Linked DNA regions of Mus musculus: region 2 is linked to region 1. A link is a contact called in ENCODE Hi-C or POLR2A ChIA-PET data. All regions are on one chromosome and are shown on one strand. Each heading gives the region's core, a stretch centred on a gene start or an enhancer-like site at or near the end of the contact. The rest is flanking DNA. Distances are from core to core; before and after follow the strand shown. Region 1 holds the start of Ppan (peter pan homolog). Region 2 holds the start of Cdc37 (cell division cycle 37).

Region 1 (3,639 bases), core at 508-3,007:
TAAAAAAAAATAGGAAGCCAGATGGGGTGGGAAGGCAAAATAGGAGGTGCAGAGGGAGATCCTAAAAGGGACATAAGATGCTAAGCCTTGGGGTGAATGCTCTTCCCTTCACTGAAGGACTTTTGGGAAGAGCCCAAGGTTCTGCAATTGAGATGGGGGTGGGGGGTGGGGTTAAAGGGAGAGAGGAAGGTTTGAAAGATTCAGAGTGCTTGCCTTCCAGAGGAAGTTTCCACACTTCTGCCCATCTGCAGACAGGATTTTGGGGAGCAAAGATGGCCCTCAGGATCTGACAGACAACTGCGTGAGCCCCAAGTGTCAGGGACCACTGTGCCCAGGATCAGGACTGCATCTTTATTCACAGAAGGCAGGGTGCCAGGATACTTAGTTGGGGGTATGTTAAGGGCCTCAGAATAGAGGAATGGCTGTTAAGATACAACAGATGGGACTAGCAGAAGAATGAGCGAGAGAGAAGTGGGGGCAGGAACAAAGGAAGGAAATAGATGCAAGGAAGAAAGAGAAAATGAAGGAGTCAAACTAAAGATGAATGAAAAACATAAGGGAATCCAATACTGGTAAGCTGACGTCACTGGCCGATAAAATTGCCTGGAGAGCTAGCTCAGGGTTAAGAGCACTAGCTGCTCTTACAGAGGACCCAGGTTCAATCCCTAGCACCCACATGGCAACTCACAACCATCTGTAACTCCAGCTCCTTTTTCAGAAGTGACACACAAACATCTGTGCATGCAAAATACCCATGAGCATAACACAATTATATTTTAAAACATTTTAGAGGTCTGGCAAGATGACTTAGTTGAGTAGAGACACCTACCACCAAGTCTGAGGATCTGAACTCCATCTCCAGGCCTCATATGGCAAAAGGAAAGAACCAACTCTTTTTTTAAAGAGTTATTTATTATATGTAAGTACACTGTAACTGTCTTCAGAAACACCGGAAGAGGGCGTCAGAACTCATTATGGTTGGGAGCCACCTTGGGGTTGCTGGGATTTGAGCTCAGGGCTTTCGGAAGAGCAGTCAGTGCTCTTAACCGTTGAACCATCTCTTCAGCCTGAGAACCAACTCTTAAAAATGACCCTCTGATCTCCTCATATGCACCACCACAGATTGGCCTAGTCGGCCATCACTGGAAAGAGAGGCCCATTGGACACGCAAACTGTATATGCCCCAGTACAGGGGAACGCCAGGGCCAAAAAAAAAAAAAAAATGGGAATGGGTGGGTAGGGAAGTGGGGGGGAGGGTATGGGGGACTTTTGGGATAGCATTGGAAATGTAACTGAGGAAAATATGTAATAAAAAATATTTAAAAATAAATAAATAAATACAATCTATTTGGAGAGGGGGTGGACATGGTGGTACAAGTCTTTAGTTCCTGTCCTTGGAAGATACGGGCCCACGGATCTGTGTGAGTTTAGTCAGCCAGGAAGGGTGGCACATGCCTCTAATCCCAGCGCTCAGTGTACGCACGCGGATCTCTGTTAGTTGCAGGCCAGCGTGGGCTGCGTGAGATCCTGTTTCAGAATAAAAAACTGAAAGGCCAAACAAAGGGGGCAGTACGCTTGCCGAAACGTTCAGGATAGGGACTCGAACCCTCAAATAATTGTGAGGCCCCTCTCTTTTGTGCAAAAAGGACCACGGCATCTTTATAAAGACCCCTGGAAAGGATTCTCGGTCCTTTAAGCCGTCCGGAGCCAAGGACCGTTGGATGACGTCACTGGCCGGCACGCAGGAAGTGGGAAGAGTTACGAGCCGCGTGGCACCGGAAGTTGGCCACGTAAAGTCCGTCCTCTTTGCGTCTCCTGCACGGAAGTGAGCGGTGTGCGCCGGAAGCGAATACAGAGGCTGCCTCGTGGGGAAGCAGGCAGCATGGGGCAGTCCGGGCGGGTGAGGCGCGGCGGCCTGGGCGGGCATGGGGCACTGGTGGGGTCGCGGCCGAAGCTTGGGCGCTCACCGCCTGCCTGTCGTCCCCGCAGTCCCGACATCAGAAGCGCAATCGCGCCCAGGCGCAGCTCCGCAACCTCGAGTCCTACGCTGCACAGCCGCACTCGTTCGTGTTCACGCGAGGCCGAGCGGGTCGCAATGTCCGGCAGCTCAGCCTGGATGTGCGGCGGGTCATGGAACCTCTCACCGCTACCCGCCTGCAGGTCTGTATCCCTCAGCCCTTCAGCTCCAGGTTCGGGGCTCGGCATCTTGGCGAGGACTTGGGGCCAGAAGCTGAGCGCCTGCCTTCCATGTGGGAGGGCTTGGCTGAATCCCCAGCACCTCTGACCCAGGCTTAATGGTGTGCAGGCGAAATCGGGAATAGAATCGAGGGGGAAGATCACCATAGAGACCATCTGTGGTTACATAGTGAGGTCTTGTGTAAAAAACGGAAAGTCATACTTTGGGGGCAATCGCTAGGTGACTCAGTGGGAAAGGGGGCTTGCTGTTAAACTGTAGTTCAATTCCTGTGCCCCACGTAGTGGAGGGGGTGAAACAGCTCCTGAAGTCCTCTGACCTCCATCTTTGCGTCCCTCCCAACAGGCTTGTAAAAAATACTTTTTAAAGAGTATTTTTGAGTGCTGGGGCAATAGTTTAGGGGTACAGGTAAAACCCCAATACCTCCAGAAAGGAGTGTGTGGTCAGAAATACCATCTCAGAATAATCGTTTAAACGTCTTCTCTCAATGTTTGTGTCCGTTTCTTTTTTTTTTTTTTAAAGATTTATTTATTTATTATATGTAAGTACACTGTAGCTGTCTTCAGACACTCCAGAAGAGGGTCTCAGGTCTCATTACAGATGGTTGTGAGCCACCATGTGGTTGCTGGGATTTGAACTCTGGACCTTCGGAAGAACAGTCGGGTGCTCTTACCCACTGAGCCATCTCACCAGCCCCTTGTGTCCGTTTCTTTCTCCATTTATCAGGTTCGAAAGAAGAACTCCCTGAAGGACTGTGTGGCAGTGGCTGGCCCCCTGGGGGTCACACACTTCCTTATTTTGACCAAAACAGATAACAGTGTATACTTGGTGAGTGCGCGCCACACCGTCCCTTTCCCTCCCTGAGCCCCAGCTGCTCCTGTCTGATGATGAGCCCATTGCCCTGAGCTCTTGTGATGCTGGCTTCAAAGTAAACGCTCTGAAGTGAAGGAGCAGGGCTTTCCCTTCTCTCGCCCCACCCGCCAGCCAGACCCCTGCACCCTCACCCACCCTTTCTTTGGCAGAAGCTGATGCGGCTCCCAGGAGGCCCCACTTTGACGTTCCAGATCAGCAAGGTGAGAAGGGTAGATATGAGAGCCCGGCTTGCCTGGGGAGGGCCCTGGTCACACGGGTGCTTAGCCTCTCTTCTCCCTCCTTTCAGTATACACTGATACGGGACGTGGTCTCTTCCCTGCGCCGACACCGGATGCACGAGCAGCAGTTTAACCACCCTCCCCTCCTGGTGCTCAACAGCTTCGGCCCCCAGGGCATGCACATCAAGCTCATGGCCACCATGTTCCAGAACCTGTTCCCGTCCATCAACGTGCACACGGTGGGCCAGATCTGTGACAGCTGCCGGGGCCAGGGTTGGACAGTTGGAGGGGGAGCAGACCACATGTTACGCCTCCATTGAGTGGAGAGACTCGCTTGGCATAAAGCAACTGATT
Region 2 (3,639 bases), core at 612-3,111, 260 kb after region 1:
ATTTGCCCTATATCGAGGACTGACTCTGAATCCCAGATCCTCCTTCCTCGTCCTCCTCCTAAGACCTGAGTTTACAGGTGTGCTACCATGCTCAGAAAGTAAGGTTATGTGGGAACATTATCTGGGAGGTCCAGAGTTAACTAGGATGCTCTGAACCCTGGAGAGAGACAGATGAAGCTGGAGGGAACGGGCAGGTAGGACAGGACAGGCTTGGTTTTCTGGGTTGGTGAGCTGTCTTTTCTTTCTCTTCCTCCCCTCCCCCCTCTCTTTATCCTACCCGACTCCCGGCCCCATCCCTCCAGACAGGGTTTCTCTGTGTAGCCCTAGCTAGCTGTAGAACTCTCTGTAGACCAGGTTGGCCTTGAACTCACAGGCCTGCCTGCCTCTGCCCCCTGAGAGCTAGGATTAAAAATGTGTGTCATCATCATCTGGCTCCTGGTTTGGTGAATTTTCAAAGATGGCTACAGTTCATATAGGAGCCAAGGTGGGAAGGAGAGGGTCTACTTACTATACTAGAAGGAGCAGAGGTTCTAACAGGAAGTTAGGTGGGTGGGGTTTCCTGGAGTAACAGGAAATAAGAGTCTACAGGAGGTGAGAATAAGGAGAGCCACTGGAACTGAATGATGGGCAAGAGTGGAGATGGAGGTCAAATACAGAGGATAAGGGGGCTCTACAGGTATGTCCCATGTGGGACTCAAGTCTATAACCCAGGGAAAGGGATCCTGGACTGGGGAATCCCAGCTGCAAGCTAAGATTGACAGTTAAATTAAGGGCTCATTTAGTTTGGAAGTTGGGGGGGGAGGGGGTCGTCTCTGGGCCTTTAATAGAAATTCATGCCTAAGATCCTGGGAAATAGATGCCATAGTCAGAAGTTTTGTGGCTCCAGACTCTAAGTAGTGAGGAGAGGCAGAAGGGAGACGTGCAATATGAAGTGGGTGCGTGGCTGGGCTATGAGATCACCTAACAGAACCTGGGGTCCAGACTCTGAGGAAGAACAGAAGGTTCTGCACAGGATAGTGGGGACCCTACACACAAGGGTCAGCTTGGGGATGGGGAGAGGCAAGACTCTGACTAAAGTATTACCAACTGATAAAATGGCTCAGAGTGTAAAGGTGCTTGTGGCAACGTGGGGCGACTGGAGTTCCACAGCCAGTTCCAACATGGTGAAAAGAGAGGCCCAACTTCTACAAGTTATCCTGTGATCACCATAGGCATGCTGTGCCACGTGCACACGGGAACACACACAATAAATAAACTTACAAACAGAAGAGAACCATAGCACAGAGAGAACGCCTGGAGATACAGGTCAAGAATTACGGTGAAGAAGCCAGGAGTCCTGGGATGGAATTAAAAAGTCCGGCCCTGCATGAAGGCACATGTCTCTAATCCCAGTACTGGGAAGGCAGAGGCAGGAGGATCACTGTGAGTTAGAAACCAGCCTGTTCTACACAGCAAGTTCTAGGCCAGGGAAGGTTACACAGTGAAATTTTGTTTCAAAAAAAAAAAAAAAGAAAAAGAAAAGAAAAGAAAGAGAAAAGTCTAGATTGTGGAGCAGGCGGCTCCAGATGTCAATAACTAAGGTCTCCCCCGCCCCCACGCCAGGTGGCCTGGGGAAGAGGTCAGAACTCTAGAGCGGGGGGTCCCGGGAGTGGGGGGGAAGGGGATGAGCGCGCACAGCCCCACCTGGTGCCGCCAGCGGAAGAGGCTGGCAGTGTCTATGTTGGGGTGCGTCTCGTCCTCATCGTCCGACACCTCGATGTGATCCCAAACGCTGTAGTCCACCATCTTCGCTTCGGAGGCCCGGACTGGCTCCCGGGGCTCCACACGGCCGGGCGCTGAACAGGGACCCACAAGGGCTAGAGAGTCCGCTCGGCGAGCCCCGCCCCTTCCGCTTCCGCCCAGGGCGCCGCGCAGGACGGCCCCGCCCCAGCGTCGGCGCGGGACGTTACGTCCTTAGCAACGGGAGTCGGCGGCATTGGCAACCGGAGGTCTTCTTTAAAGGGCCAGGAGTATGTGGTGAGGCCTTCTGGAAGTTCCCGCCGAAACCAGACTGACCATCCTTTAGAAACAAAAGGTTAGTCGCGTTGGGCGTGGTGGCCCACGGTAATCCAAGTACGCTAGAGGCAAAAGCAGGTGGCTCTCCAGGAGTTCTAGTCCAGCCAGGGCTACATATTGACACTGTCAAAAAGTCAAAATTGGCTGGGCGGTAGTGGCGCTATGCCAGTACTCCGGAGGCAGAGGCCGGCGGATCGAGGCCAGCCTAGCCTACAGAGTAATTTTAGGGACGGTCAGGGTTGTTATACAAACAACACTCTAAAAAAAAAAAGTCAACATTGCATACACTAGCAAGATTTTATCGAAAGGACCCAGATGTAGCTGTCTCTTGTGAGACTATGCCGGGGCCTAGCAAACACAGAAGTGGATGCTCACAGCCAGCTAATGGATGGATCACAGGGCTCCCAATAGAGGAGCTAGAGAAAGTACCCAAGGAGCTAAAGGGATCTGCAACCCTATAGGTGGAACAACATTATGAACTAACCAGTACCCCGGAGCTCTTGATTCTAGCTGCATATGTATCAAAAGATGGCCTAGTCGGCCATCACTGGAAAGAGAGGCCCATTGGACACGCAAACTTTATATGCCCCAGTACAGGGGAACGCCAGGGCCAAAAAGGGGGAGTGGGTGGGTAGGGGAGTGGGGGTGGGTGGGTATGGGGGACTTTTGGTATAGCATTGGAAATGTAAATGAGCTAAATACCTAATAAAAAATGGAAAAAAAAAAGTCAAAATTGAGGCTGGAAAGTTGGCTCAATAGTTTGGAGACTGGCTGGTCTTCCAGAGCACCCGGATTCTGTTCCCAACACCTACATGGCCACTCACACCCATCTGTAAGTCCAACCCAGGATATATATATTATGTCCCCATTTGGCCTTTGACTACACCAGGCATGCATGTGGTGGACAGATATACTTGCAGACAAAACATTAATATACAATTTGTTTTTTTTAATCATGTTTGCCCTTAATTCCCACCCCACCCCCACCCCCACCAGAGTCTCACTGTATATAAGACAGCTCTGGCTGTCTTGGAATTCACTATGTAGACCAGGCTGACTTCAAACTAACAGATCTTTCTACCTCTTCTCCCCAGTGCTGGGGCTAAAGGTGTGCCCCACTACACCAGATCTGCCCTTAAATTTTAAAAAATATTTATTTGTTTGTTTGTTTGTTTGTTTGTTTTGAGACAGAATTACTCTGTGTAGCCTTGGCTGTCCTGGAACTCACTCTATAGACCAGAATAGCCTAGAACTCAGAGCTCTGACTGCCTCTGCCTCTGAAGATTAAATGCTGGGACTAAAGGCATATAGCAGGACCACCTGGCTAAATAAATAAGTAAATAAATAAAATTTTAAATTACATCTTAGGGGCTGAAGCGACCACTCAGTAGTTAAGAGCACTGGCTGCTCTTTCAAAGGACCCAGGTTCAATTCCCAGCACCCATATAGCAACTCACATTTGTCTGTAACTGCAGCTCCAGAAGGGTTGATACTCACACCGACATATATGCAGACACAATACACATAAAATAAATAAGTCAGGGTTTTTTTTCTGTTCTCCCCAACACCCTACCCCCAGAGAGG

What was found. Hi-C counts contacts between places; a loop is a spot of excess contacts on that map. ChIA-PET counts read pairs that join two places held with the same protein, here RNA polymerase II (POLR2A).
Region 2: a loop to region 1 is called in a map of CH12.LX, with 3 times the contacts of the local background. The contact joins the promoter of Cdc37 here to the promoter of Ppan in region 1. A Hi-C loop is called at or near these places in 6 of 37 maps with a recorded cell type or tissue (CH12.LX, gastrocnemius, heart and 2 more). POLR2A ChIA-PET finds 5 or more read pairs at or near these places in 4 of 5 experiments (Patski and embryonic stem cell).

What each region holds. Positions count from the first base shown.
Region 1 is chr9:20,886,418-20,890,056 of GRCm38, forward strand. It overlaps Ppan (peter pan homolog), which reads left to right and starts at 1,758. Exons shown (of 11, transcript NM_145610.2): 1 at 1,758-1,900; 2 at 1,990-2,160; 3 at 2,921-3,022; 4 at 3,217-3,267; 5 at 3,354-3,524. The coding sequence starts at 1,883. It overlaps LOC115487308 (a small nucleolar RNA gene), which reads left to right and starts at 3,067; the gene lies at 3,067-3,151.
Region 2 is chr9:21,148,073-21,151,711 of GRCm38, forward strand. Cdc37 (cell division cycle 37) reads right to left here and starts at 1,862. Exons shown (of 8, transcript NM_001378796.1): 1 at 1,684-1,862. The coding sequence starts at 1,785. It overlaps Gm35977 (a long non-coding RNA gene), which reads left to right and starts at 1,896. Exons shown (of 4, transcript XR_870568.3): 1 at 1,896-2,074.